Regions from separate parts of the Homo sapiens genome. Here regions 1, 2 and 3 are each linked to region 4. The links are chromatin loops, found by intact Hi-C in ENCODE. Cell type or tissue: mammary epithelial cell. All regions are shown on one strand. Links, peaks and the distances in the headings refer to the core of each region. The heading gives the core; the rest is flanking DNA. Region 1 overlaps FBLN2 (fibulin 2). Region 2 overlaps HDAC11 (histone deacetylase 11). Region 3 has its middle 160 kb from the start of IQSEC1. Region 4 overlaps LOC100293612 (a long non-coding RNA gene).

Evidence for each region. Hi-C counts contacts between places; a loop is a spot of excess contacts. Peaks named below come from ENCODE experiments on the same cell type or tissue, not always from the same donor. Only the 100,000 strongest peaks of a DNase experiment are listed, where the experiment ranks them.
Region 1: it touches region 4 in a loop (16-fold over the local background); 12 of 110 quality-filtered maps call a loop at or near these places.
Region 2: a loop joins it to region 4, with 17 times the contacts of the local background. A loop is called at or near these places in 110 of 110 quality-filtered maps.
Region 3: it touches region 4 in a loop (5-fold over the local background); 4 of 110 quality-filtered maps call a loop at or near these places.

What each region holds. Positions count from the first base shown.
Region 1 is chr3:13,566,425-13,574,087 of GRCh38, reverse strand. It overlaps FBLN2 (fibulin 2), which reads right to left. Exons shown (of 18, transcript NM_001004019.2): 2 at 2,427-3,773. The coding sequence starts at 3,732. Among named protein-coding and RNA genes, the nearest start is that of FBLN2, 21 kb to the right of the region's middle. RefSeq lists enhancers at 1,903-2,619, 4,224-5,183. In mammary epithelial cell, for the core only: a CTCF peak has its summit at 3,426 (motif pointing left); no DNase peak of the experiment used is centred there.
Region 2 is chr3:13,492,408-13,500,070 of GRCh38, reverse strand. It overlaps HDAC11 (histone deacetylase 11), which reads right to left. Exons shown (of 10, transcript NM_024827.4): 4 at 3,219-3,335; 5 at 1,516-1,558. Among named protein-coding and RNA genes, the nearest start is that of HDAC11, 16 kb to the right of the region's middle. In mammary epithelial cell, for the core only: CTCF peaks have their summits at 3,620 (motif pointing left) and 5,461; a DNase peak (open chromatin) is centred at 3,570.
Region 3 is chr3:13,227,012-13,234,674 of GRCh38, reverse strand. It overlaps a transcript of IQSEC1 not described here. Among named protein-coding and RNA genes, the nearest start is that of IQSEC1, 160 kb to the right of the region's middle. RefSeq lists an enhancer at 2,339-2,840. In mammary epithelial cell, for the core only: a CTCF peak has its summit at 4,875 (motif pointing left); a DNase peak (open chromatin) is centred at 4,874.
Region 4 is chr3:13,643,638-13,651,300 of GRCh38, reverse strand. It overlaps LOC100293612 (a long non-coding RNA gene), which reads left to right. Exons shown (of 2, transcript XR_110033.3): 2 at 2,825-4,188. It overlaps LINC00620 (long intergenic non-protein coding RNA 620), which reads right to left and starts at 580. Exons shown (of 6, transcript NR_027103.1): 1 at 468-580. RefSeq lists an enhancer at 2,943-3,102. In mammary epithelial cell, for the core only: a CTCF peak has its summit at 2,862 (motif pointing right); DNase peaks (open chromatin) are centred at 2,880 and 3,390.

The DNA.
Region 1 (7,663 bases), core at 1,493-6,492, 78 kb after region 4:
CTCTGTGATTGCTGAGCCGCGTAGTCCTCACAACAGCCCTCTTAGTTTACAGGAGTGGAGAGTGGGCTACAGGGAGCTCAGGCCACCGCCTGTGGACACAGGGGCAGAAAGTGGTGGAAGCAGGCTTCTCTTCTGCCTTCTTCAGCTCTTCAACCTCTCACAGTGGTTCCCTTTTTTTTTTTTTTTTTTTTTTGAGTTTCACTCTTGTCGCCCAGGCTGGAGTGCAATGGCACAATCTTGGCTCACTGCAACCTCTGCCTCCCAGGTGGTGATTCTCCTGCCTCAGCCGCCCAAGTAGCTGGGATTACGGGCGCCTGCCACCACGCCAGACTAATTTTGTATTTTTAGTAGATTTGAGGTTTCACCACGTTGGCCAGGCTGGTCTCGAACTCCTGACCTCTGGTGACCCACCCACCTTGGCCTCCCAAAGTGCTGGGATTACAGGCGTGAGCCACCACGCCCGGCCCACCCTCTGACAGTGGCTTCTGAGTGCCCAGCATGTGCACAGGAGCCGGTAAGATGCTGAATGTACAGGGTTCACAAAACCCAGCAGAGACCCTGACCTTGGGGAGCTTGGGGCTTTGAGGAGGAGATAGAGACCCCAGCAGTCACAGAGGTGTGATGTTCTGAGCAGTGATACGAGCTGAGGAGTGAAGTGGTGAGCCTCACTCAGGGGATCTGACTCCTCCTGGGGGTCAGGGAAGGCTCCCTGCAGGGAGTCTTGAGCTTCCACTTGAGCTGCAATGTAGAGGATGAGGTGATAAGTGGGCAGTGGTGAGAAGGGGGTGCTCCAGGCGGGGGAAACAGCACGTGCAAAGGCCCCTTAGCCAGAGGGAATTGAACTTGATTGAAAGGAAGCTCTGACTGGTGTGAGAAGAGGCTGGGGAGGGGCCGGCCGGAGGGAGCCATATAGGGCAGAAGGTGGCATGATCTGATTTGTGTTTGAGGCGCTCCCCCCAGGTGCGGGGCTGTCCCCTCTCACACTGACGGAGCTCTGGGCCTTTCCAATGTCTGTGGGTCTGTGAGGCCCCCAGATTCCCTAGGCTGTGGCAGCACAGGGTTATCCACCCAGATTAACCTGTTTGCTAGAGGACTCCTGAAGCCTCTCCTCTCCAGTGTTGGCCCACGGGGGTTTCAAACCTGCGTGGGGTCTTAGGAGCATCACCCCAGGTCCCCATGGAAGCTAGACCAGGCTTCTGGATCTGCAAGCCCCCAGCTCTTGTGACAGAATCACCCCCTGCAGGAGTTCAAGGCTCCTAAAGTAAGCAGGAAGGGGTCAGCCTCGTGGGGGCTGTGGCCCCTGCTTAGCAGCAGCGCCCTTTGAGGACGGCTCTTAGGTAGGCTCAGCGGACCATTCCCCTTCTCGCCACAGCTCATGGGGTCTTCAAATGGGGTGTCTGACTGTGCTGGGCTATGGAGGACCTGCTGGGAGCAGGCATGGATGGGCAAGAAGAGGCCTGGGCCGCCTACCAGCCTCTGCACAGCCTTGGGCCGGTCCCTATCTGAAGCCTGGGTGCCCTGGTCCTGGCTGCCTGCTCTGATGTGCCCGATGGAGTGTATTGAACTCTGTGGCAGGTGGCTTGGAGGATATAGGGTCAGGAGTGCAGGCTCCAGGGCCTTCCAGGCCCACTGCTCACTGGTTGTGTGACCTGAGCCTCCAGCACCACCCTCGAGCCCCAGTTGCCTCACTGGTGAAACAGCGTACATAGTAGTAAGCACTCGGTGCTGCTGGAAGGACTGATGGGAAGCTGCCTGACCAGCTCGGAGAGGGGCCTCCATGGAGTGAGGGTACAGCTGGTGTGGCCCCACCACCTCCACTGGCCCAGCATGGCCAGCGCCCCTGCTCAAATGGCCCACCCACCTCGCCTCTGTCCACGAGTTCACTTCTTTCTACAACACATGCTTGTGAGATTAGGATTTGCTGCAGACACTTAGAAATGGGAAGATGTCACATAAAATTCAGCTTTCTGGCTGACATTTGTTGAAAAATTGGCAGAGGTGGCCATGCTAGGCTCCTAGGCCACAGGCCAGCCACCGGGGCAGCTGAGAAGAGACCGCCCTTCGCATTTCCTGCCAGGACACGTGGGGGCCTACCGGGCTGAGGCAGGAACCCTCCTCAGGGCCCCCAGCTCTGAAGATGTGCACCTTCTGGACCCTTGACCACTACCGCAGCCCTACCAGGGGGCCCAGCACCTCCCACAACAGGAACCCCACTCCCACCCACCCATCCCATCCCAAGAGCTGGGCCTGGGAGAAGATGCACTCTCACAGCCTCCTGCCCAAACCAAGGGCCTGGGGTGGCCACCCTAGGCCTGGCCCCACAGTCCAGCATCCCCAGCCCCAGGCAGAGACCTGGGGCAGCGGCCAGAGCCCAAGGCTGCCCTTCCCACACAAAGTGCCCTGAAGGAACCAGGACAGGGTCTTACCTTCAGGGCTACTTCTGGGGATAGAATGGACAGAGTTGGGGTCTGTGTCCTCCTCCACGTGGGAATGGGGCAGAACTTGCGGCTTCCTGGGCACTTCTCGGGTGGGTGGGATCCAGGCTGCATCAGGCAGTGATGTGGACAGGATGTTGTGGGGGCTGGGCTTGACTGGGTCCCTGGGAGAGCCAGGCACGGCCTGAGTTGGGACGAGAGCAGCCTTGCCCAGGCTCGGTGCATGCGTCACGCCCTCCGGCCCAGTGCTGCGGGACGTGGCTTGGGCATCCAGGATGAGGTTCTCTTCAGGCCTTGCCCCAGCTTCTGCCCTTGCCCCAGCTTCTGCCCTCTCCTCCTGGATAGGAAGACTGGGTCCAGCTGGGGCTGTAGTGGGCAGCCCATCCAGCCCCCTGTGGCCACCTGCTGCCAGCTGCTCAGTGACAGCCATTTCCTCTCTCTCCTCCTCCTCCTCTTCTTCCTCCTCACTGTCCTCGGTCACTCTCCTAGCTTTGGCCTGCACTGGGGCTGGGGGACCCAGGGCAGCAGCCGCTGTGGGCCTGGGGAGGACAGCTGGCCAGGGGGGTGCCTGGATGGTGGACAGTGGCTGACTCCCACCTCCCAGAGCAGCTGGGGGGCCCCCTGCGCCTGCCTGGACTGCACCCGCCTGGACCTCACCCCCCAGGGCTGTTGCTGCTTCCACCTCGGCCACCTCCTGGTCATAGCTGTAGGGGTCTTCGTAGTGTCGCTCGGGGTCACCCTCCTCGGCATCTGAGAAGTTCCCGTGGCAACCGGGGAGCTGGTAGCAGATGAGCTCTCCACCGGCGTCAGGGCAGTGGCAGGCCCGGCAGGGCGGCAGGTGAACAGTGTGGCCAGCGGCGTACTTGTGGCCCGCGTGGACGCAGCCCACCTGGCCGCACTGTGGGCAGCTGTCAGCCACCACTACAGCCTCGATGCAGTTGGGCGGCAGCTCCGGGCACAGCATGAACTGGCAGCTGATCTTGCCGCCGCCTGGTGGGCAGGAGCACTCAGTGCTCCCGAAGTCCACAAAATAGGACTGACCGGCGGGCACGCGGCCGCGCACGAAGCCACCCTGTAGGCAGTCATAGTACTGGTAGCCCTCGCAGGCGCAGCCCTGCTGCACACACGTGGCACAGCAGGCACCCGGCTCCAGCGCCTCCTCAATGCAGTTCTCCAGCGGCGGGCACTCCACGCCCGTGCAGTCCTGCCGAGGGGCAGCTGCGGCCACGCTGGGGCCCAGGGCCAGGGCCAGGCCCAGAGCAAGCCAGGCTCCTGCAGGCTCCCAGAGCAGCACCATGGTCCAGGCCAGCCCAGGACGGTCCCCTCTCCTGTAAGACCCTGGGGGAATCAGAAAGGAAGCCTGTCAGTACTGGGTGTGCACACACAGACACGGTGCACACCGGCACGCACGCGGGCAGGGGCCCAGCCTCAGCCACCTCACACGCATGCGCTCATCCCCAGGAGCACACTAAGCACTGCCTCACACACACACACAGGCTCCGCCACACATGGGTCAGATCACACACAGGTGAGTGTCTAGTCGCTGGGCGCCACAGGTGTTGACCTGGAGTCGCTGACAGCCCCACACGTGTTTGCTGGGCCACTCCATCCTCCATCCTCACCTGCATTCTGAGGCAGGTCCTCTGAGTGAGCCCTCGTGCCCACACACACACATGCACAGCCCCACACCCACTCGGTCACACTCACCAGGGCACGTCAGGCAATATGCCCCATAATCCTCTATGCAGTTACACACGCTGTCTCACCCACAGCATGCCCACGTGCCAGTACACACCCTGGGCGGTCTCACACGCACAGTCCCACGCACACACCCGACCAATCCCTCCCCCCAGATCCTTGACTCAGTCCCCAGCCACGCACCACAGCTGCTGGCCAGAAAATACAGTCAGTGGGGAAATGCTAGGCAAGAACAAGACGCCCCCTACAGCCCCAGCCCGCAGACCCTAGGACTCAGGAACACACCTCTGAGACCCTCGGGACTGCAGGCTTAGCCCCAGGGGACGCTCCTGTCCCCCTCCCCAGTAGCACTGGCAAATGCATCCTGATGCCTTGCTGTCCCTAACACCCCACCAACTCCCCCAGTCATGTCCATTCTCCCCGCAATCTGTCTCCACTCCCTCCCCACGGTCTCTACCCCTTCCTTCCATCTCTAGGCCCTGTCCCCACTCCAGTCTCAGCTCTGATCTCCACTGGAACAGCCCCGCCACCTCCCTGCCCACCACTCCTCCCCTTTCCCAGGGAACCCAGTCTGGCCTGAGAGCAGCTGGCCCCGACATGCCACGGCCCCACAGCCCGCCCCAGTTTCCCATGGCCAGAAAGGAAAGGTCTGGATTCCCAGCTGAGCCTGGCACTCAAGGCCCTGCAGGAGCCATCCCAACCCGACCCTCCCACAGGCCCTTAGGCCTGAACTCCCCCAAGGGCTCTTCTCCCCTCTCATCTTGCACAAGCCACTCAAATGCCACCTTCTCACCAGTCCTCATGCCTCCTCCCTCCTCCACCCTGGCCCAAGTCCCCAGTGCCTGTAGCCCCACTTGTGACCCAGTGGCCGTACCTGACTCTTATAGACAGCGTGCTCCCCAAAGTCACAGGCAAGAGCTCCTTCTCCGACTCCCAGCCTAAAGCGCAGCCCCATAGGGCAGTGACAGAGGGACAGCAGGACTCGTTACCACAGCAGTGGTCCCCAAGCCTGCCCCATTTCTAAAGGAACGCCTCCTCTGCACCCAGCCCCTCTAGGAACCAGGGGTTTATCAGCCAGCAAGACAGGTTCCCAGCGTCCTCACAGCACTGACACCCTCAGGGGTGGAGGGGCAGATAATAAACCCAAGAGCAAATCTGTAGAGAACTGAACGCCAGGCAGGCATGAGCCCCATGATGAAATAAATGAAGGGAATCAAGGAGACGGAAGGAGGACGTGGCAGTGTCAGGGGAGCCCGTGTCAGTCCGGCGGAAGAGGAGGGCTTCTCTGAGGAGGGCGTCAGGCAGGGAGTGGCAGGGCCAAGGGGCTGAGGCCGGACCAGCAGCAGAAAGGTGAAGGACAGAGAGGGCCCCCAGGGCTGAGCCACATCAGCACACGGGTGGTAACTGCAGAGCAACGGGCTTCCAGCCTGCTGTGAGGGCCTCTGGGCGTGCCTGTAAGCGCTGGAGCCTGGGACTCTCCAGTGCAAGGGACCCACCCAGCTGCCCACTGCGCTGAGACACGGGAGCCAGCAGGGAGCAGGTGAGAGAGCCCAGGGCAGTGAGCGAAGAGAGGCAGGAGATGGTGGCACAGGGGATCTATTTTGAAGGTAGGACCCACAGGATTTGCTGATGGATAGGATGCAGCGGACAGAAGACAGAAGTCCAGGAGCGCCTGGAAGGGGGAGTTGTGTGACCGAGGCAGGGAAGGCTGCGGTGGAGGGCCATGGACGGGCAGGGAGATGGAAGCCCATGCCCAGACCAGGCTCAGGGCCGGCGGAGTGCTAGGGAGCCTCTGGGGCCTCGAGGGCTGACGCCCCTGCCCTCACACTGAGGTGCCACCTCAGGAAGCTGGAGGACTCCGTAAAGCCACTGACATTAGGAATGGGCCCCTGGGAGAATCAGGGCCTTTACTCCCAGTCAGCAAAAGCAAGGACCCTCCAGACTGCAAGGGAGAGGCCCTCAGGTCCACTCTCAACAGTTCTTTCTGTTTGTTTTTAGAGACAGGGTCTCACTCTGTTGTCCAGGCTAGAGCACAGTTGTGTGATCATAGCTCATCGCAGCCTCAACCTCCCGAGCTCAAGCGATCTTCCCACCTCAGCCTTCTGAGTAGGTGGAACTACAGGCACACACCACTACACCCAGCTAATTTTTTTTAACAAGGGTCTCACTGTGTTGCCCAGATTGGTCTTGAACTCTTGACCTCAAGCGACCCTCCTGCCTCAGCCTCCTACAGTGCTGGGATTACAGGCATGAGCCACCGTGCCAGCTGACAGTGTCTTTTAAGAAAGGAAATCTTTGGCCAGGCGAGGTGGCTCACGCCTGTAATCCCAGCACTTTGGGAGGCCAAGACAGGCGGATCACTTGAGGTCAGGAGTTCGAGACCAGCCTGGCCAACGTGGTGAAACCCTGTCTCTACCAGAAATACAAAAATTAGCCAGGCATGATGGCGTGTGCCTGTAATCCCAGCAACTCAGGAGGATGAGGCAGGAGAACTGCTTGAACCCCGGAGGCGGAGGTTGGAGTGAGCCGAGATCGTGCCACTGCACTCCATCCTGGGGAACAGAGGGAGACCCCGTCTCAAAACAAAAGGAAATCTTTGGTGAACTGAGACCCAAGCTCCCTGCCCTCCTGCCTTCAGGTGCATCACACACCTAGGCATGAACGTTGTGTCCTGAGAGGACAGTACCCCAGCCACAGGACACAGGGCTGTCCTAGAACTTCTTCCAGAAGAACTTCCTTCCCAGCCCACCCTGCCCCACCACCCGGTCCACCAAGTCCATCCCCTTGCTCTGCTCACCGGCACAGCCCCCAGGGTGACCTGGCCCCTTGGCCCCCCAGGCCCCCAGCATCACATTCTGTCCATGCTTAAGCAATCCCAAACCTCAGGCTTGCCCATCTCCCCACTCCAGGCCCAGGGCAATGATAAAGAACATCAGGCCCAAGCCTGACTCTGCATTTTCCACATTTGCTGCGCAACCCCAGGCACGGCCCTGGCCCTCTCTGAGCCCTGGTTCTGCATCCACCCAGTGAACGTGTTCCACCATACCTCAGGTCATAGTCGGGGGCCCACCAGCATTATCTGGCCCATAAGTGCTTTCGTTTGGCTCACACAGTGGGTTTCTCATTTTAAATTGGTTACCAGCATGCATAAATTGAAAACGTTCACATAAAAATTCAGGTTTCCAACTCCTGTTTCAAGCCACAGAGCTCTGGCCACCCTGAGATGTCACATGGGGTGTGAGCTCCCAGGTTCCCCAAGTCGTCTGGGCCCCCCCAAATGCATGCAGCTCAGAGTATCCTGGTGCTGTCTGATGGTTGTATGTCCACTCAGGAGGGGAAAGGACCATCTGGGATGTGTCGAGAGGGAGTGGCCCACGTGGTGAGGGGGCCCAGGCCCCTTGGGGTGGCTCACCTGGGAGAATAGCAGACCTCACTGTCCTCACATCTCCACAGCTGCTCCCAATGGGGCGTGTATGTGTGGGGCGGGAGGTGGGGGCATGGAGGAGATGGCAGATGTCAGCTCCAAGTGG
Region 2 (7,663 bases), core at 1,264-6,263, 150 kb after region 4:
TTGGCTCCTAATGATGAGAAGACAGCCACAGTGAACACCTGACTGAGCAACTGAGCTTGCTGAAGACTCCCTCCAGCCCGAGGAGGGGCATTAGCATCACCATCCCCATTTTACAGATGAGGAGACTGACCCACAGAGGAGGTCAGCAACTTGCCCAGGGTCACACAGCCAGGTAATGGCAGAACCAGGATCAAACCCAGGGTGGATCAGGATCCAGGCTCTTAACCTCTACCAGGCAGTAACACCTGCCATGGGGAGGGCCATCCAGGCCCTCCTCGGAACCCTGCTGTAGACACGCAGGGCACAGATCACTCCCGGGTTTGTGCAGCAGAGTACCATAACATCATTACTATGCCAGACTGAATGCTAGGCACCTGGTAATACCAAGATGGAAGAGACCCAGCCCCTGCAGAGTGGGGCTCCCCTCAACTGTGCAGTGGCCCAAGGTGGACTCTCCCCTGCAGAGTTCAGAGCCAAAGGCTGGGGGACCCTGCTTTAGGGCTCTACACGATCCAGTACGCATCTTTCCATGGCCATTTCCTCATCAGTGAGACAGGCCTGACAATTATGCCCAGCTCAAATAAGAGTCTGGGTGAAGGCCGGGCGTGGTGGCTCATGTCTGTAATCTTAGCACTTTGGGAGGCCGAGCGAGGTGGGCGTATCACCTGAGGTCGGGAGTTCAAGACCCAGCCTGACCAACATGGAGAAACCCTGTCTCTACTAAAAATACAAAATTAGCCGGGCATGGTGGTGCATGCCTGTAATCTCAGCTACTCAGGAGGCTGAGGCAGGAGAATTGTTTGAACCTGGGAGGCGGAGGTTGCGGTGAGCCGAGATCGCGCCATTGCACTCCAGCCTGGGCAACAAGAGTGAAACTACGTCTCGAAAAAGAAAAAAAGAGCCTGGTGAAAAAGAGCTTTGTAAATTGTCAAGTGCTGTGCCTCCAGGAGGGACAATGACAGGGACAAGGGAGACTCCCGTGCAGCCCTCCCATGAGCCAATCTTGTGGGAGATTCAAGGGGGCTGGGGAGCACGGGCCCTCTGGACCCTTGAGAAGGTGGTGGTATTGACCCAGGATGTGCCCACCCAACCCAACATGACCAAGCCTCTGTGGGCTGTCCTGGGCCCCAGGACACAGGTGGAGTCCTTCAGGGAAGACACAAGGCAGGCTTCAGACCATGCTGAGCTGCCCAAGGATGGCACACGCTCTCTGGAAGGGAGGAAGCTCCCTGCCACCGGAAGTACGCAAAGAGGGGGCTGGGGAACCACCCGGGGACCTCCTTAGACAAGGATCCCACGTCAGATGGAGGCACTGGTCAGTCTCTCCCAGGTACCTAGGAGGCTACACATCAACCTCCAGGCCACTCCACAAGGAGGCTAGGGTGACTTGGGAAAACCAGAGCTTCTGAATTCACAGCTGCCACCTCCAGGATCCTCCCGCCCTCCCCCAGCCCCCTTTCAGGCCAGTTCCACCAAGCCGGGCTGGACATTCCCGAGGACATTCCCAGCACTCACCCACGTTGATGGCCCAGCCTCGCTCCACAGCCAGCTTCCCCGCCTTTGGAGACAAGCAGAGGGTGAGGGGGCGCAGGCAGCCGATCCACCAGTCATTCATTCACTGATTCATGCACTCATTCCATAAACACTGCTTCTAGCCAGCTCTGGGGGAAGGATGAGCTGAGCTACAAGGCAGGGGTATAGAAGGAACTCCCTACCCCAAGCAACAGTCCAGGAAGTAAGTGCCAGCTTGGCTGGCATATGAGATGTACAGTGCATAAGCACCTTTGAAATTGTGCAAGGAAACTGGAAAAAATAAAAGTACTTATCATCCATCACATATGAGCTGACAATAATTTTGATATGGCTTTCAAAGGGAAAATAGGCAAAGTTTTGCTCACAGAAATACAGTAGACTGGGCCAGGCGCAGTGGCTCACGCCTGTAATCCCAGCACTTTGGGAGGCCGAGGCAGGCGGATCACTTGAGGTCAGGAGTTCAAGACCAGCCTCGCCAACATGGTGAAACCCCGTCTCTACTAAAAATACAAAAATTAGCCAGGCAGAGTGGCGTGTGCCTGTAATCCCAGCTACTCGGGAGGCTGAGGCAGGAGAATCACTTGAACCCAGGAGGCAGAGGTTGCAGTGAGCCAAGGTCACACCCCTGCACTCCAGCCTGGAGGACAGAGTGAGACTCTGTCTCAAAAAAAAAAAAAAAAAAAGCAAAAAAAGAAATATAGTAGACTAAATACTGAAATCTTCCAGGAAATCATAGTTTTGGGGATGGGCAGTAATATTCTACTAAGCTAAAGGAAAAAGTACAAATTTACAAACATAACAGAACTGTAGGGGATCAGTAGGTAGTGATCCAGGGCTGGGTTAGATCCTCATACATTTGCATGTGAAACATTCCTCTATCTCCAAATAACTAGGCAGTGTGTGGCACATTTTTTTAAAAAAACCACACACACAATGTGAAACCTAATTTTGCTGTGGGGATTCTTTGTTGCCACACCCGCAGTGGGGGAGACGTGGAGGCTTATTCATCACTGAAGTCATGGAGGATCAGTTCTCCATCTTAATTTTGGGTGCATTAGGGCTGGGCATGGTGGCTCAAAGCCTGTAATCCCAGTACTTTGGGAGGCCAAGGTGAGTGGATCATTTGAGGTCAGGAGTTCAAGACCAGCCTGGCCAACATGGTAAAACCCCGTCTCTACTAAAAATACAAAAATTAGCCAGGCATGGTGGCGAACACCTGTAGTCCCAGCTACTCAGGAGCCTGAGGCAAGAGAATCGCTTGAACCTAGGAGGCAGAGGTTGCAGTGAGCCAAGATCACACCACTGCACTCCAGCCTGGGCGACAGAACGAGACTCTACTCAAAAAAAAAAAAGAAAGAAAGAAAGAAAAAACTGGTGAGGGGGTGTGCCTTAAAGCCATAGTGCTAGGATATCCGCTTTGGTGGGTGGAGAGGTATATTATATACTAGCAATTACGGTAACAAATAGGAGGTCATAGGAGAAGGAACGATGAGAAGAGAATTCTGATGTCCCAAGATGGGGAAAAAAGGCTTTTGGAGAAAGGGTCATTGTTGCCGAGCCTTGAGGAATATTTAGGATTCTGTTCAACTACTAAGTGGGAGGAGGGCATTCCAGGGCAAAGGAGGTGAGAAGGACCCTGGGGTGTGGGGGCCCCCAGCCCAGCCATGCCCCCCCACCCCACCTACCATTATGGTTCCTCCTGTCTGGGTCCGAAGGGGCCTCAGCACCTTCCTCTGCACAAGGAAGTTGGGGAGGAAGATAACGGGGGGGATTTCTGTGATGGTAGCAACAGCAAAGGACCACTGCGGAAAAAGACAGGGGCTGTTGGCCTCCGCTTCCCCACCCTGAGGCAACCCGTGAGAAATTGGTTCCCCGGGAAATGCCTTGAGGACAGTTTCCAGGTGCCCTTGGATGAACTCCCTGGTCAAGCACACTTCCTTTGGTAGAAATGAGAGCCAGAGCCACAACCCTACCAGGCTCCTGGCAAGCTCTGGGCTCAGTAAAGAGCAGTTTACACAATGCATTTCTTAAAGCTAGTTGGCCAGGGTTCCTCAGCGTTCTGAGGCCCTTGGCTGCCCTCTTGTGCCCAGAACAGGAGGTGCAGAGGGCTCCAAGTCAGCAGTGCAGGTCTAGGACTGCTTTGGGATAACAAATTAGTCTAGACCACCCACTGTACAGAAGGGGACACTGAGGCCTAGGCAGCGAGGATCTTCCCAAGGCCACACAATGAGTCACTGACAGAGCTGGGACGGGAGCCCTGGCCTCTGGCTCCCTCGCACTGCATTGCCTCTTTGTCCATTGGGAATCGGACCTTCCTGGCAAAAGGGATGCACTGCCCTCATCTCCAGCTGCTGAGGCTGGGGGGGTCTACGGTACCTGAAAGGTATCTGCACTAAGATCAGGACAGAGTGTGCCCTGTGACCTCCAAGTGCACCAGGTAAATATCCATGGCACTGGCTGCCCAGCTGAACCCAAACCCCAAGCCATCTCCTGGCTGAAAACGCATCCCTGCTCCCCACCCACGCGAGGCAGAGCCACTCACTTTGTAAATATTTACTAAGTGCCTGCTAGGTGCCCCAGGTGGGCACTGGAGGGCCCATTCTCATGCCAGGACACTTGCAGACACTTATTTGCAGTGTGATGAGTGTGGTGATGAAGAGGAGAACTGGGTGGGGGTTATTAGAGAGGCTTTCTGGGGGTGATGGCATTTGCAGGAGGTGAAGAGTGAATAGGAGTTATCCAGATGCAGAGGTCAAGGGAAAAAGGTATCTGTGGGCAGAGAAGTGAGTCCATGATCTAGAGAAGGTGGGTGCAGCTGGAACAGGGCAGGCTGAGCTTATCACACAGGGCCTGGTCTCCTAGCACAGGCTCACACATTGTCGTCAGGGCAGTAGGGAACCATAGATGGTGCTGTCCCAAGCTGCACTAGCTGCAGCAAGGAGAACCAATTAGGGGAACAGGAATAGAGAAGTAGCAGCCCTAGAGAGGAAGCATGAGATAAGAAGGGTCTGGGGTGGTAAGAGGAGCAGGTATTAGCAGGCAGCATGCAGGGACAAGGGGTAGAGGGCCCAGGTGTCGGGTCTGGGGCCTGTGAGGGTAATGGCACTTGGAGGTGAACCTGAAGCAGGGTACAGAGGCGGCACTAGGTTCTGCTCTCTATGGGCCAAGTCAGCCCCTGGGGCAGCCAGGTGAGACAGCTGAGGTTTAAGTGAGACTGGAGCTCAGAACAGGGGTGGGAGAGTGGGAGGTGAAGGGCTGGGTTGGGACTGCAGGCTTCCCATGCTGAAGGGCAAGGCCCAGAGAGAGAACCCCTGGGGACGATCAAGGGCTTCCCTGGGACAGGGTGAGATGTGGAAAGACCTAAGGTGCAGTGCTCAGGAGGCCAGGTGGAGAGAGGGTGGCTGGAAGGAGCAGGTGGAGGGAGGCACCAAGCTGCAGACATTCCATGAGAGGAAAGTGGGAAGTGTGGCCATTGCGTTCACCAACCAGGAGGAGGAGTTTTAGGATGGGAGAAACACGAGCATGTTCAATGACAGACAGCAGGCAGCAGGCAGGGAGAGGGTGGCCAGGGATGGGTGTGATGGCAGAGGGGTGACGAACCTCAGAGGGCCAAGAGGTGCTGTAGCCAGGCCACTCAGGGCCGGACAAAAGGCAGGACACACCCTAAGTCAGGCCCCAGCAGGGGCCTCATGGCTTAGGCCCTGGCCACCAGGGGAGGCTTCTGTCATAGTCCTGGGGGTGCCAGGCACCCAGCCTGCCCACACTGCTGGGGAATGCCCATGGCCACCAGCCCAGGCCGGCAAGGGCGGCTGAAGGCGGGGGAAGCTGGCATCACTCCCTCACTCTGGTAGAGAAGGCAGTGAGCAGGGTCCCACTCATGGTCGGGAAGGAGAGGTGCCCACGGGGCACCACTTCCACAAGCCCAGGCCCTCTGGCGGTAACATGGAGGCATCACAGGGCCTGGGAAGGGGTGGGAGTGTAAGAGCTGGGACCAGCACAGCCAGACAGCTGCAGGACACACCCATGAGTGTATGTATGTGTGTGTATGTGTCTTGTGTATACATGTGTGCACAGGTATGTCCGTGTGCGTGTGTGCGTGTGTGTATGTTGCGGGACAGACCCAGAGAAAGGAAGGTCCCTGCCTGAGGTCATCAGCTCCTCTTGTTCACCACACTCATCCCACTGCCCGGCAGAGGCCCCGCGTGTGGCTGGCATGGAACCATGGTTTTCCATGAACGAATGAGCAAACAAACGAGCCGCTGAAGGAGCACATGGAGTCACAGCCTCCCTCCCTCCCTGGGAAGCCAGCAGGGGACACAGACTGGAAGACAATGCAGCCGAGAGCCCAGCATGGACACAAACCACGAGAAAGGCATTCTCTCGTGTGCTCCACAGCCACGGGTCTCGCACAGCACTCCTCAAGGAGGCTTCCACCGGCAAGTCGTTTGGGAAGCATGGCTTATGCCGCCTGCCTCCTGGAGATTTGCAGCACATCCTAGCATGCTAAAGGCTCTGAGAAGTTCTGCAGCAAATATTCCATTCTAACTTTGCTCCCCCCAGATGTCAGAAGATCTGCCTGCCCTCTTTGCCTTTTAAGTCACACACACTAACCTTCTGCAAAACTGCAGTGGCATGGGACACACTTGGGAACCTCAAAGAGGTTCCTTGGTATCCTCCACAGATTGGACCTGACCTGGTGCAGGGGCCAGGTGCAGCCACCCAGGAGCATGCACGGGACTTGGCCAGCAGGACCAGCCCCCACAGGAGAAAGTATGTGTGTTTGCTGTGCCAACGTTGGCGAGACGAGCCCCTCAGCGGAGCAGCAGGCTTCGGGCAGTGAAGAGGAGGCTGGCACTTGGGCCTTCTCCTGGTGCAGCAGTGGTTTCTGCACAAGGCAGTGATGTGGTTGCCAACACCCTAGACCAGCACCATCCAATCCAGTGGCTGCCAGCCACAGGTGGCTACTTACGAGTGATTGTAAATTCATCAAAATTTTAAAAATTCAAGTTTGGTTCCTCAGTTACACTCTCCATATTTCAAGAGCCACATGCGGCCAGTGGCGACTGGACTGCACAGAGCAGGTCTGAGCATTTCCATCATTGCAGAAGGTTCCACAGGGCAGCACCGCTCTAGGAGAAACCACCCATCAGTGGCCAAGGTGAGAAATAAACAGAGTGGGTGGGGCGGACTAGTGGCGGGTCCCTGGGTGAGGGGAGGAGAGGGAAGAGGGCCTGGGCTAGAGCAGGCTCTATGTGGTCAGAGGAGGTGGCAGGTAGGAGGAGCTCAGGGCACCACCAGGTGACATCTGGAGATTCACTTTCTGACCAACACTTCCAGGGATAGCCCCCGAGGGAGCTGTGGGTGGGGCAGGTGGGGGGTGCTGCACTGCTGACAGATACCTTCTCTGGGACATGCAGCATGCCACGGTGGGACTGCCCAGATCCAGCAGGTCAGGCTCCCTGATAGTCTCGCCCTGGGCAAGGGCACTGTGGGTGAGGCTAGGACTGGGGTGGACAGGCTCAGAAGTTCCCCAAACTGGTCCAAGTCTGGGTTCTGCCACTGGCTATGTGAATTTAGAATTCACTTCTCTGTGCCTCTGTCTCATCTATAAAACAAGGCTTTGGATGAGGACTTAGAGGTGGAAACCAGTCAGAGAGGCCTGTCCTCCTCATCTAATCTAAAATCCCCACACCCAGCCAGGCTTGGTGGCTTACATCTGTAATCCCAGAACTTTGGGAGGCTGAGGTAGGCGGATTACTTGAGGTCCAGAGTTCACGACCAGCCTGGCCAACATGGTGAAATCTGGTGTCCATTAAAAACACAAAAATTAGCCGGGCATGGTGGCAGGTGCCTGTAATCCCAGCTACTCAGGAGGCGAGGGAGGAGAATCTCTTCAACCCAAGGGGTGGAGGTTGCAGTGAGCCAAGATCGCACCACTGCACTCCAGCCTGGGTGACAGAGTGAAACTCTGTCTCAAAAAAATAAAATAAAATACTCCCACCTGGGGCCCCCTGGAGCCCACACCTTGGCTTCATCTTCCCAGATAGCACTTCTCTCCCTGAGGCTACAGACTGTCCCGATTAGCATCTATCTCCCTCAAAAGGATGCCAGCTCCAGGAGGACAGCACGC
Region 3 (7,663 bases), core at 1,796-6,795, 420 kb after region 4:
TGCACTGGGCAATTTCACTTGATTCTCGCTGCTGCTGCAGGCATAACCTGTGTGGGTTTCTTTTCTCTTTTTCTCGTACCAGCCCACTTAAGTAGGTATTAGTGTCAGCAGCAGCAGTAATAGCGCAAGATGACATGGGGTAGGGGGGTACTTAGAAGAAATTCAGGTGTTTCAGGGAAGGGAGGGGGTCTCCCAGGGGCAGGTTCGACCCCAGGCTTCCTGCTGGAGAGGTGTCATCTGTGGTGTAGCTTAAACCATTGTCTTGGTCCCTTCCTGTGGAGCAGCTGCCCAGGCTCACATGGACATGGTGCTCACACCCATAGGCACACACAGACACAGGGCTCACACCCACAGGCACACACAGACACAGGACTCACACCCACAGGCACAGACACGGGGACTCACACCCACAGGCACAGACACGGGGGCTCACACCCACAGGCACAGACACGGGGGCTCACACCCACAGGCACACACAGACATGGGGGCTCACACCCACAGACCCACATAGACACTGGGGTACACACAGACAAACACAGGCACAATCTGTGCCAAAGTTTTGAAGCACGAAATTAGACAAACCCAGCATTGGAGAGCTAGGGGAAGCTTGTATTTTAAATTCCACTGGGATCCCGGAAGTGGCATGCAGAGCGCGTCAGTTTCGCCTTGTCAGTCATTGCAGCAGCCCCCACTTCAACAGCACTCACCTGCCTGGCCTCTTGTCTGAACAGTTTGCACATTTTATCTTGATTCACCCTCCCCACTTTTTGGGGGTTCTGGGTACTAGAATTATCCCCATGTTACAGGGCACAGAGAGGGGAAGTGCCCCGCCCAAGGCCATACCACATGTGAGCAGGGAGCCGGGCTTTGCTCCCCAGGAGCCTGCCGGGAGCCCTCACTCTTCCCTGGGGAGTTCAGCACCTCTGGACCTGTTTCTCAAGGAGCCAACCAGGAATCTGTGAAACAAGAGCAAGGAGAAAAGACAGCAGGCTACGTGGCAGGGAGAATCCCCACCCGGCTGTGAGGACAGTCAGGCGGAGGGGAGGAAGGGAAGAGAGTGGGGTTATGTCGAGCTGGGTGGGGAGGCTGGGGCACAGTCCGGGACCAACCCCTTGAGGCTTGGATAAACATAATGTGGTCTGTCCACACGGTGGAATAGACAGACTGTGGAACCTGCCACAGGAGGCTCCCAGGTGAGTGGAGGTTGGGAAATGGTAGCGGGTGGCTCAGCCAAGTCCACAGCACAGCCAGAACAGGGGCCTGAAGCCAGGACGGTCTGCAGCCGCCAGTGAGCAGGCAAAGTGGTGAGGCCTGCAGACCCCTCAGGATGGAGGAAGGGACAGTGCTGGATGGAGGGTGGCATGTCTCAAAGTGTGTTCCCAGAACACTTGCATCTGGTCCCTGGGGTGGTTGTTGGCACGCAGGTGCCCAGACTCTGTCCCAGACCTGAAGTCTGGGTCTCTAAGAGACTCTGCCCTGGAATCTGCATTTCTAATGAGCACCTCACGTGACACTTTGTTTTCTGTGATAAAATACACAGCGTAACATTTACCATTGTCACCATTTTTAAGTGCACATTGCGGTGGCATTAGTACCTTCACTTTGCTGTGCAGCCACCACTGCCACCCATCTCCAGGACCTTTTCCTCCTCCCAAATACAAACTCTGCCTCCATTAAACATCAACTCTCCATCCTCCCTCCCCCAGCCCCGGGCACCCACCATTCTACTTTATGTCCTGCTAGGGACCTCACACAAGTAGAATGAGACTGTTTTTCACGTTTCGTGACGGGCTTATTTCGCTTCACATAGTGTCCTCAGGCTTCATCCATATTGTTGTGTGGGTCAGAATTCCCTTCCATTTCATGGTTGGATTCGATTCCAAGGTGTGTATAGACCACATTGTGTTTATCCACTCAGCTGTGGACACTGGGGTACACTACTCTTTATTTATTACCTAATAATATTTAATACATAATTTTATCATTATTCTCCAAGTCTGTGTAGCCCATGAGGCTGTGGCTCTGTCTCCTGCGCCCCTGACTCCAGCTCACTTTCGTGGACTGTCACATCTGACCTGCCCCCTGCCCTCTCTCCCCAGACCTGCAGCCGGGCCAGGCTGGGTCCTCTCTCTGCTTGTCACCACCCCGTGAGAGGCCTCCCCGCCTTTCTTCTCCCTGCCACCTCCCTGCCTTGCTGGGAATGCAGATGACGCCTCCCTGTGAATTACTGCTACAAGCGTTTCCTGCGACAGCCTCCTGCCAGAGAGGGAGGTCATCAGGGAGGTGGACAGAGACCTAGCCTGGGTTGGGGGCAGTGGACCCCCTTCCTCCAGAGAAGAGGGCAGCAGAAGCCACTCGGCGTTGGTGCCCCCCAGATCCTGCTAGCTGGGCACCTTGGCCCATGTTCTTGTTTCCTCCTGTCTATGATAGGACAGTGGTGGGGCTGAGTGGCTAGTGCAGGGTCTCAGAACAACCCATCTAGGATAGCAAACACTTCGCAACTCCCTTTGTCGTCCTGAAGTGAGACTCAGCTGAGAAAGCACACCCAGCACGTATTTTATAAAAAAACCAGTACAGTGCCCTAACTATTATAAAGTAGAAGGCAAAGGAAAGTGAATTATGATCCAAGTAATCCAGGTTTCAACACGTCAGTGCACTAGGTTGGGGCCCGGCATGTTTCTCCTCCGAGGCAGGGGAGGCAGTGACATCCGCCTCTCGGCGTGGGAGCACCAGAATGTGACTGCTGCAAGTGCATTGGAAGAGCAGATGTCAGCAGCTCAGAAGTCATGCACGGCATCGCCAAAGGGGGTGTGAGTTTCTGAAACCATGAACAGCTTTGGTCAAGTTCAAAATAAAAATAGTCCAACTTCCTGAGGTTTAGAGACCCGTTGTGCTCTTGGGAAAGTCAGTGCTTAGGTGGAAATCAGAGTTAGGGTCTTGGCATAGTAATTTATAGTTTAGAAGAAACATTCACATTCATTATTGCATTTGGTAGAGACAGCAAAGTAGGGCTCATCATCCCCATTTTATAGAGAATAATAGTGTCTATTGTTTGTGTCCCCCAGGTTCACATGTTAAAACCCTAATCCCCATCATGTTGATATTTGAAGGTGGGGCCGTTGGGAGGTGGTGAGGTCATGCAGGTGGAGCCCTCATGATGGAATTTGTGTCCTTATAAAAAGAGATGAGAAAGCTAGCTTCCTCTCTCTCTCCCCACCATGTGAGGCTGCAGCAAGAAGACCAGATCCCCGCTATGTGGCACCCTGATCTGGACTTCCCAACCTGTGAGAAATAAATTTCAGTTTTTAAGCCACCTAGTCTATAGCATCTTGTTATAGTAGCTCAAACTAAGAGAGACAGATGCACACATGTGTGCACACGTGGGCACACACACAGACACACACACGCACGGGACTTCAAAAAGTTCATGGAAAATGAGTATTATTTTTAAAAACTCTGCATGGATTTCCAAATTTTTTGCATCAAAATAAACTTGTACTAACTTGTAACATGTCCAAACAGGATCTACTTTGAGGTCCTAAGAAGAATAAGACATCAGTTTGAAAAGAGCTCCTATCAGAGTAATAATAATTCTGCTAAAATTGAAACAAAAGCAAACATCAAATTTATGGTAAAATCATCAATACTTTATGAAAAGTTTAAGGGGACAGTGCCCCAAAGAAATCAGCAGTTTACAAATGGATACCTCCTTTTAAGAAGGAACAAGATGATGTTGAGGATGAAGCCCTCTGTGGCACACAATCCACATCAGTCTGCAAGGAAAATATTCATTTTGTCCATGCCCCAGTTGAAGAGGACCAATGGGTAACAGCAGAACAATAGCCAACACCATGGTCTTCTTTCTTAGTTCAGCTTATTCTATTCTGAATGAAAAATTATAGTTAAGGAAATCTTTCTTATAGTTAAGGGTGCCAAAACTGTTGCTTCCAGATCAACTGCAGACAAGGGCAGAGCTTTCCATGGAAATTTTTAGCAAGTGGGATCAAGATCCTGAGCATGACTTTGAAGAACTATAACAGGTGATGAAACACAGCTTCAGTACAACCCTGAAGACAAAACACAATCAAAGCAATGGCTACCAAGAGGTAGAAGGGGTCCAGTTAAAGCAAAAACTGACCAGTCAAGAGCAAAGCTCATGGCAACAGTTTTGGGGATGCTCAAAGCATTTTGTTTGTTGACTTTCTAGAGGGCCAAAAAACAATCACATCTGCTTATGATGAGTGTTTTGAGAAAGTTAGCCAAAGCTTTAGCAGAAAAACACCTGGGGAAGCTTCACCAGAGTCCACCACGACAATGCCACTGCTCATTCCTGTCATCGAACAAGGTCAATTTTGTGAGCGTTTGAGGGGAAATCATAGGCATCCACCTTACAGTCCTGATTTGGCTCCTTCTGACTTATTTATGTTTCTTAATCTTAAAAACAACTCTAAAGGGCACCCATCTTTCTTCGGGTAATAATGTAAACAAGACTGCATGGATATAGTTGAATTCCTGGGACCCTCTGTTCTTTATTCTTTAAAGATGGACTAAATGGCTGGAATCATCACTTACAAAAGTGTTTTGACCTTGATAGAGCTCATGTTGAGAAATAAAGTTTATACTTTCTATTTTTATCTTTTAATTCCATTTTTCCATGAACATCTTGAAGTCCCCTCATATTTCCTGTATACCATATGCCAGGCACTCTTCTGTATATTTTATGCATATTAACTCAAACTTCAAAGCAGCCCCATGAAATAAGTGCTATTTTTATTCTTACTTGACATATGAAGAAACCGAAGCAAGCACAGACAGGTTGGGTCACTTGCCCAAGTTCACACAGCTAGGAAGTGGTGTGTCTAGGCAGAGCCCTCTAGAGGTGCTGGCTGAGCTGTGCAGAAGAGGAGCTTAGCTCCTGGATGGACCTGGGGATAAGCATCCCAGCAGGGGGAACAGTGTGTGCAGAGGCTCCAGTGTAGGAACAAGTTTGGCGAGTTTAGGGGGAAGAACGAAGAATGAATAGATGGGTGTGAGTCCACCTGCCAGCTCAGATCTCTTTTCCCTGACGAAGTCCCTGCTGACCCCTCAAGGTCCCCCCTCCTCCCACCACATTTCCCCTGCATTTGTCTGTAATGCACTCGTGTGACAGTCAGTCCCGGGCAGCCTGTGACAGCTCAGCCATTACTGCCTCGATTGGGCATTCATCTCTTGCACAGCTGTTTAAATTGTCACACAGAAGGCCATAAACACTTCGACAGCTAAGATGAGGGCTTCCCCTGTGATGGCAGTGCCTGGACCCCTGTACACTCAGCAAGCATTTGAAGGCTGAGTACATTTATGCAGTAGCTGTTATAGGCCAGGCCCTGTCATCATAGTATGTGTACATCAAAACAGCACATGGTTGTGAGAGAACCTCACCATACTAAGAACTTGACAAACCAAACAATATCACAGCTTTAAAATTTGCAGGTAACTTACCAAATGCTGTTTAGGGGAAAGGTGAGATTTGAACCCAGGCAGTCAGGATTTGATGTTACTCTGTTCTGTGCTGTGCCAACTGTGTGAGGGTGTATATGAGAGTGTGTGTGTGTATGCCAGTGGTGCCAGCCCATGTCACAGGCTTATTTGTTTATTCCATAATCTATACTGTGTGCCAGGCACCAGGCCAGGCTCTAGTGGTGAAAAGAGAGACGGACAGATGGAGTTGTGGAGTTCTCAGACCAATGAGAGATTGTCCTAGGTGCCAGGAGGAGAAAAGAGAGGAGACAGACTAAACTGAGGTGAAGCAGTGTGGAAGGCCTTGCTGAGGAAGTAGCATTTACACCAAGTCCTGAAGGGATCCTGTCGGTACCGAGAGCCTGGGAACAGTGTTTCCAGCAGCAGGAACAGCATGTGCAAAGGCCCTGAGGTCAGCACAAGTTTTCTTGTTTAGAGAGCTAAGAGGTCAGCAAGGTTGGAGCACAGAGGGCAAGGGTGAGAGGAAGGAGCTGAGATGGGGGAAGTGAGCAGGGCCAGATCCTGCCACTCCTTGCAGGCCCTGCAAAGGTTTTGGTAAGGCTTTAAAGATTTCAAAAAATTTTAAGGTATTAGGACCTTTGCAAGCTAAAATAAGATTTTGGTTTCTTTTCAAAGTTGCAAGAAATAGTTTAATCTAAGATTAATAAAACAGTTACTATAATGTCTCCCATTCACCACGCATTTGGTGCCTGCTGTCTTTAATTCCGACCACGCCTGCCTGTAGGTTGTGGCTGTCTCCAGCTAACCTGGGAAAGAGTGGCTCTGGGAGGGAAGTGACTTGCCGAGGTCATGCAGTTCCAGCCCACGAAGCCCCACGTGTGCGCTTCCTTCCCCTGCTCCTTTGTTTCCGGTCTGGTAAATGGGGATCTTTAGTGATCTTGAGGCTTCTGGCACGTTCTTAGTACAGTGTGTTCCTATGCGCCTTGTAAAGCAAAAGCAACTCTGAACTTCTTAGCTCGCGTCATCAGCTGTTCCCAGGTGATGGCACCTGGGCACTCCCAGCAGGGCTGGAGGTGGAAAAGATGGACTTTTCAGTGCATTTACCAGCAGGAGCCGGGCTGCCTGGAGGTCAGGAGAGTAAATCACACCTCCCAGGCCTGAGAGCAGGAGGCGCATAGACAGCAGGGACAGCCGAGGGCCTCAGAGGAACCATCGCTGGCCCTTCACCCTGTTTAGAAACTGAGGCCAGGCTGCTGGGGATGGTGGGGGGTCCTCGGCAAGCTGGGGTGGAGGCAGCATCCAGGCTGAGGATCCAGCCTCAGGCCTCGGCATCCGTGTGGGCTTAGCCTGCCTCCTGCAGCTCCAAGCCAAGGCAGTGGTCTCTGTTCCTCACGTGTGGACGTCTTCCTGTGAGATGCCTCCCGGAAAGTCCCCACTTTGCTGCCTGTCTCCACAACCCCCTGTCAGCCACTAGTGAATGACGGTGGACCCCTTCGGAATCTGCCCCTCCAGCCCTCTATCGCCCCACCTGGCCCCGGCACTGCCAGCTCTCTCCTGGTTGTAGCCTTAAGAACGGTCCCCCTGCTCTGCCCATCAGCCCTGGTCCCTCCTCTGCTCAGCACCCTCCCACAGCACCCACCTCACCCAGGTGACAACCAGAGTCCTCACAGTGGGCACAGCCCCTGCACGATGTGTCACTATCACCCCTCTGACCTCATATGTTACTGCACTTCCTCTTGCCCCTCCAGTGTCCCCACTAGAACATGAGCTACGAGAGGGCAGGATTTTTTTTTTCTTTTTTCGTTTTCTTTTCTTTCTTTCTTTTTTTTTTTTTTTTTTTTTGAGACAGAGTCCCGCTTTGTCGCCCAGGCTGGAATGCAATGGCGCAATCTCGGCTCACGGCATCCTCTGCCTCCCGGGTTCGAGTAATTCTCCTGCCTCAGCCTCCCGAGTAGCTGGGATTATAGGCGCCCGCCACCATGCCCAGCTAATTTTTGTATTTTTAGTAGAGACGGGGTTTCACCAGGTTGGCCAGGTTGGTCTTGAACTCCTGAACTCAGGTGATCCACCTGCCTCGGCCTTCCAAAGTGCTGGGATTACAGGCGTGAGCCACCACGCCTGGCCGGAATTTTTTTTTTTAGTGACAGTATCTCTGTCCCCCAGGCTGGACTACAGTGGCATGATCATCGCTCACTGCAGCCTTGAA
Region 4 (7,663 bases), core at 962-5,961:
CTCCAGAGAGGTTCTCAACCATGCATGTGTGTATGTGTACACACGTGTGTACATGCAAGTGTGCGTGTGCATGTGTTCATGTGCGTGTCTGCGTGCATGTGTGTCTGCTTGTGTGCATGTTAGTGTGTGTGCGTGTGTGTGTGCCAGAGACGCCTTTGGCAGTCTGGGCAAGCCTGTAGGCTCTTAAATGCCGATTAGATTTAAATTATAGTTATCAGAATACTAAAAGGGGTCTGTGACGTGGCGCTACCTGGGCTTCCTTCTTAACCCAGTGAATGACACGGTCTAGCAGCGGGTCTAATACCCACTGCAATTTCAAAGTACTAAGGAAGGAAAGCGAGATTGCGCCATCTCTGAAATCAGTAGTGCTACTATAGCTCATTGCGTTCATAATTAAAGGACATGCTATGTTCCAATTAGAGTACAAAAGATGTTATTTCTGCCCATCCACGTTCACGCACCCCCACCTCGATTTCTCTCCAGGTCCTGAAAGCTGCTGTGCGACGCGGTCCTCGGACCTGGCCACCTGCCTCGCCCCGGCCGGGCCTGGCCTGCACTGGCCCGCACCGGCCCGCACCGGTCAGCACCGCCTCGCACCGGTCAGTACCGCCTCTCCGCTGTCCGCTCCTGCGCAGCCGTCCGCAGTTCCGCATGCCACCGCCAGGTGTCGCTGCACACACGCCGTGGCCCCGAGGCTCCTCTGCAAGCCGCTCCGCGAGGCTCTAGGGGGCCCCCCAGGGTCCTGTTTCCCGCGGCCCGCAACTTATCTGTGCACAGAGCACCCCCACGCTGCGCTAGGAACTTCCGCTGCTCCCCCACCACCTCACTCCTTCGTGCCTTTGAGCATGCTGCCTGCAGTGCCTGCCCTGATCTCCGGCTGGGTGATTCCTGCTGCACGTCAAAACCCACTGGAGGCAACACCTCCTCCAGGAAGCCTTCCCTGATGCCACTATAATGGCCCCTCTTGAGTTTCCACAGCCCCCTGTGTCTGCCTCATCATTGCAGTGACTGCCAACATGGTTGTGTCTGTTTCTGTGTCTGACTCCCCACTAGAATGTGAGCTTTGGGAGTATGGGGAGGGCCACGCAGTGGGCTGTTATGTTTTGTTTTTTAAGTAGACTTAATTTTTTAGAACAGTTTTAGGTTCCCAGGAAAACTGAGCAGAAAGTACAGAGAGTTCCCACACACTCCCTGCCCCTACACGTGCACAACCTCCCCTCTATCAACATCCCCAGCAGAGGGGTGCATGAGGGACCTGCACTGCCACATCAGTGTCACCCACAGCCCATGGTTTACGTGAGGGCTCATTCTTGAAGCTGTACATTCCATGTGTTTGGACAAATGTACAACGACCCTTATCCACCATTATTGTATCACACAGAATAGTGTCACCGCCCAAAAAATTCTCTAAACTCCACCCGTAATCCCCTGTGCTCCCTTCCCCCTAACCCCTGGCAACCACAGATCTTTTTACTGTTCCCATAGTTTTGCCTTTTCCAGAATGTTGTATTGTTGGAATCATACAGTGTGTAGCCTTTTCAGATTGGCTTCAGATTGGCTGGGCCACATGGCAAAACCCCGCCTCTACAAAAAATACAAAAATCAGTTGGGCGTGGTGGTGCATGCCTGTAGTCCCAGCTACTCAAGAGGCTGAGGTGGGAGAATCACATGAGCCTGGTAGGTTGAGGCTGCAGTGAATCGTGATTGCTTCACTGCACTCCAGCCTGGGTGACAGAGAAAGACCCTGTCTGAAAAAAAAAAAAAAAAAAAAAAAAAAAAAAAAAAACAGCCAAACTGTTTTCCAAAGTGGTTGTGCCATTTTGCATTCCCACCAGCAATGAATGTGAGTTCCTGGTGCTCCACATCCTCGCCAGCATTTGGTGTGTTAGTGCTTTGGATATGAGCCACTCCAGTAGGTGCGTGGCAGTATCTCATGGTTGGTTTAACTTGCAGCTCCCTAATGATATACCTATGTGGAGCATCTTTCAGGTGCTTATTTGCCATCTGTGTATCTTCTTGAATGAGGTGTCTGTTTAGATCTTCTGCCCACTTTTTAATTGGGTTGTTTTCCTATTATTGAGTGTTAAGAGTTATTTGTAGATTTTGGATAATAGTCATTTATCAGCTATGTCCTTTGCAAATATTTTCTCCCAGTCTGTGGCTTTTCTTCTCATTCTCCTGAGCAATGAGGTTTCCCTTACAGAGTTGAATCCCTGTGTGGCCCTAGGCAAGTCATACACTCTCTCTGAACCTCAGTTTCCACCTCTATAGATGGGGCTGGGAGCCCTCCCTCCAGGTTGTAGGTGGGAACAGGATCTGAGCAACGCAGAGCCTGCCAGCACAGAGCCTGGACACGGCAGGGGCTGCCGGTAGATGCTGGTGGAACTGAGTCACCTCCATTCCCTTGGGGGTGCATTTTGCCCACAGTTCCATCATTAAAGCCCCTAGCTATCAACGATGGTTCCATCCATGGCAGAGCAGGCCAGGCCAAGCCAGCCCACAAATCTGTTTGCAGGAAGATTCCTGTGGTTGGAATCCCTTGGTCTTAGGAATGGGTCAGAGGAGCAGACCCCAGGGAGCCCTTGGGATCATGGACAGACCTACTGTTCAAGGGAGGGGTGGCCACTCTGCCCAAATTCCCTCAAGGACCACCCCTCACTCAGTATCCCATCCTCTCCCCACTTGGTCCCCACAGACCTCTGGCCTCTGCTCCCACCGCACCTTTCCCTCCAGCCACACTGGCTGTGGGAAAGCCTTGCAGCCCTTCCTGCAGTCAGAAACACCTTTCCCCCGTGCCACTTGTCCAAATCCACCCCTCCATTAGTTGCAGGCAGAGCGGCCAGGCTGGGGCTGCAGCCACGAGGGGGCACTGTTGCCCCGCAGCTGCGTCAGAACTCATCCACAAAGCTGGAAGGTGCTTCTGTCCCACCAGCTTGCAGAGCGGCAGGCGAGGAGAATGCCTGTCTCACAAAGCTATGGAAGCTAAACGAGGGGAACGTCAGTGGCCCCATCCCACACCCGGGACCTGCTGGGGCCGCTCTGATACCTCCTGCGATGGGTGCTCACTGCCTCCAGCCAGGCTGCCCAGCCCTTGGCGGGAAAAGCTCTGCCTGGAGACAGGGCTTTGCAGTGGACCCAGTCTATTTTGCAGAAGCCATAAGGTGCTGTGGGGCAACGGGGTCTTCCAAATGAAAAACGTTGAGAAGAACAGATTTACCTTGGGAACCATAAGAAAGAAGCAGTTTGGGGTTTCCAGAGCAGCCCAAAACCTAAAAGGGCACGTGAAATTCCTCAGTGTTGACATGTTGGCTCAAAACTTTTCTAAATATTGTGCCCAAGCCAAGCAATGACCCACTTGAGCCTACAGCCCACAGGATGGGATGCTGGTTTTGGGTGTAGCTCAGTGACTCAGAGAAAGCAGAACCCTTAGCGCCCGTGTGCAGAACAGCCGGCAAGCAAGCGCGGCACGCCCCTCCACTTGGCACATCTCAGGAAGTGGGATGATTGATGGGGACGCACAGGCTTTCTGGAGGGCAGCCTGAAAAAATGGGGTCAAAACTGGAGTACAGACACCCATGATCAGCAGTTCGCTCCTTGGTTGCATGTCCAGGGAAGTCCACAAATGGGCCCCCTTCTCTGCAGCAGAGTCTGTGGGGTGCGTACCTGGGAGCAGCCTGGACACGTGATCCCAGGGAAAGTGTGGGGTGCCCCTCGGAGGACTCCGTAGCAGGCACCAGCAACAGACAAGATGTGCGCCAACAGGAAGGAACACTTAACACTGCTGACTACACAATCAGGGAGCCGAGTGGCATCCGTAACACCAGGCTGCAAAGCAACTGCAAATATGTGCACCAAAGAGTGCACTGCAGCGAGTGGGGAGGAAGAGAAACTTCACAGTGGAGAGACCCAATCAGCACGACCTCAGCCAGATGGGCAACGCCAGCATCACAAGGGATGCCTCATGTTGACAGCAGCTGCCCTCCATTGGATGTGCTGATCAGGGCACTTTACCTCTGTGATCTTCCTCCCCAGACCCACAATCCCAGTCTAATCATGAGAAAAGTGTCAGACAAACCCCAGTAGCGGGCATCCTACGATGTATCGGGCCAGTCCTCCTCAACTGTCAAAATCGTCAAAACCAAGGCAAGAGCCAGGCATGGCGGCGTGTACCTGTAGTCCCAGCACTTTGGGAGGCTAAAGTGAGAAGATTACTTGAGACCAGGAGTTCAAGACCAGCCTGGGCAACACAGAGAGACCCCCCCCCATCTCAAAACAAAAACAAAATCCCAGAGCTAGTCTAAGAAACCGTAATGTGTATCCCAGAGGAGGTCCTGGGACAGAAAAAGGACATTAAATAAAAGCAAAGGAAAGCTAAATAAAGTATGGACTTTAGTTAAGAATGTATCAATATTGATTGACACATATCTCACTGTGCACATATAGTAATGTAAGGTGTTAACAGTAAACGGAATTAGGTGGGGGACTACTCAGAATTATCTTTGCACCTTTTCTAGAAATCAAAAACTATTCTAAGACTAAAACTTTATTTTAAAAAATACATGCCCACCGCACCACAGTACCCATTTTCTAAACCAATTTTCAGCACAGAGATACACAATGAAGGTGTTAGGATGGAGGCCGGCGGGGCAGGGATGGGGATATTGACACAGCCCCCAGGGACAATGGTGTGGGTGAGTGCCAGCCTTCACCCCCTAGCTCTCCAAAACTAACCCAACAGGAAGGCCAGGGGCCCCAGGCACTCCCCACATGCCCTCTGCATGCCCTGATGGTGGGGCAGCTGCACAGACCTGCCCATCATGGTGTGCCCATCTCTAGCTGGTCCCAGGCTGGCCATGCCCAGAGAGGACAGGCAGGCTGACCCAGGTGTGGGCCCCACAGGCAGCAGGAAGGCCCTGGCAGGGGAGGCCAGCAGGTGGGCTGGGTGCTGCCCTGACCGTGTGGGACTAACACATATGAGTGTGTCTGGGGTCTGGGGACCTGTGTTCCATTCCACACACCCCTCCTCAGGGCCGGGAGAGCAGCGCACATGCGGGAGGGTGGAGATCATGAACATGGGTGTGAATGTCGCTGCTCTAGCTGAGATGGGTCCGCCAGGCTTGTCCAGTCTGAGATGGGTGAGTCACTGTCTTGTCCCTGAGATAAGAGAGGGGCCCAGGCATGAGATACAGCCCAAATGATAAGACTGGCATCCCAGGACCCCACACCATAGCATCCCAATATCCCCAGAGGGATCAGCTCCAGCAGGGCCTCCCTTATAATCCATTCTCCAGCCTACAGCCAGAGGGGTATGGGGAAATGCAGTTCCAAGGCTGTCATCACTGCCCCGTGCTTCAGCTGCTCCCAGTGCTCTGGGGATTTGCTCAGAGCCCTGGTGGAGGCTCGTGGTGCCTTGCTGACCCTGCCTCACCCCACCCCCTCCACCCTCATCCCTCATCCAGTCCTTCCAGGCAGATCAGGCTTCTCCGCTTCAGAAGCTTTGCACGTGCTGTTCCCTTGGGCTGGCATGCCCTTCCCTGCTTTTCACTGCATCCAGCTGGACTTTTTTTTTATTATGTTCAACAGAAAATTCACAATCAGGTCTTCGGCCTGCCACTCAGCTCTGCCTGCCCTTCCCCTTCAGGAGACAGGTGCCGCTTTGTGAGCTGCCATAGGCTTTCTGCCTCCCGCTTGGCCACCAACCTCCAACTCACAGCTCAGACTCTCTCATCCCTCTGCAGGGCAGTATAACTCAGCAGTCCAATTCCTCTGGTCTTTGTAGCCATCATTCCCTCAAATTTTTCCAATGCCTGCATCAGCATTCCCAGCCACAGCATTCCCTCTACCAGCATTCCCTGTGAGTGTTCCCGGGCCACCACTGGTGCCATCTTTAGCAATCGTGCTGCCACCTTGTGCTGGGGAATATCTGTGCCCCAACCACCAATGAGCTCCAGTAAAAACTCTGGATACCAAAGGCTCAGATAAACTTCCTTGGTTGTTTATCCTCTTTGTGTATTATCATACATCATGTCTGGGAGGAGGTCACACCATCTGAGACAACCAGAAACTCCATGTTTGGACCCTTCCTGGACTTTGCCCTCTGTGTCTCTCCCCTTGGCTGGCTTGGATGTGTATGCTTTCACTATAATAAAATTGTAATAAGTATAGCACTTTCCTGAGTGCTATACTTTTCTTTGAGTCATTCTAGTGAATGATTGTATCTTAGGGTGGTTACAGGGACCTCTGACTATGTCACCAATTGATCTGAAGGGACGGTGATCCTGGAAACCCCATTCTCGGCTGGTGCCTGAAGTAAGAGCAGCCTGGTGGGGACTCCTTCCTTAAACTCTATCATTTGCTGAACTCCTTACAGTTGGTGTCAGAGTTGGGACTTTCTAGACCAACCCTGACTCACTGGAACATGTGGTTTGGGAAGAGTAAAAGGGTAGGAGCTGAGGAAACTTTCATTCCTGGTGGTGGCTGTGCTGCAATCCATTTTTTGTCTTTTTTTTTTTTTCAAGTACACTTGCAGGTAGAACCAATACAATCAATTTTTTGTAAGGTAAAAGTTATCAATGGAATTTAGAAATGAGGGATCCAACTCCTAAGCAGTTGGCTCACTAGAATATAAGGAAATGCAAAGAAACAACAAAAAAGGAAAATGTGAAATCCCTTGGTTATTGTTATCTGCAGTGGTTAAAAGGTAAGTGAGTGTAGGAAGGGACCCTGGTGCTGAGCCAAGATTCTGGTCAGCCTGGACCACAGCCTCTAGCCTGAAGCCCTACCCAAGGAATGTGTGGGGTAGATTCCGATGCTGGGCCAGGGTACAGTCAGTTGACCCAAGGTGTAGCTACTGGCCTCAGAGCCTCCTCCAAAGGGAAAAGTGTGCCGAGACAACAGATAGTAAAGGTTTTCATAAGAGCATGGACAAAACAAAGGGGTAGGACCAAGGAGAGAGTCAAGGGACTCATCCCAGCAGGGTGGAAGCTTTTAAACAGGTGTTAAGAAATAAGATGAATAAAGTGGATATTGATGAGGACGAAACAACGGTCTCAATGCAGCACTCACAGAAGCTGGATGGACCCTGCCGGCCGCCCAATGTGAAAAGGCCCTAAAAAATCTGCTTTATTCATTCTAGTTCGGAAGATTTTTAAAACCTGGGAGGCCTAAAATGACAGTGAGAATTCTGATCTCAAGTTGCCTGAGGCAGTGGTCTCACAATCTAACCAGGAGAAGGCCTGAGTCTCTCGGCCCACCCCCTAGCTGGGGACCCAAAGCCATACACACACGGGTGAGTGAAATGGCCGGGGGAGGAGAACAGACTCCGTCTGTGGGAGCCTCTGCTCTGTGATTCCAAACCTGTCAGCGAAGCCCGAATGGAGGCTCTCGTTCAATGGGGAGGATTTAGAAATGTGATGGTTGACGGAATTAAGGTGGATACTTAGGTGAAAACTGGAATGTTGGAACAAATTCTCTGTGAAGTGCCTGCACCTGCTTTATCGGAGCATATGCTGGGGATAGAGATGGTCTGGCTGGGGAATGCTTCTCCCACCAATTGCTGTAAAATAGAAGGCAGGTAAACCTGCCCTTCTGGCAATAGTGATTGAAGACCAGCATCTGGTCAGCTGATTCAGACTTTGGAGGGTACACACTCCACGTCCAGGAA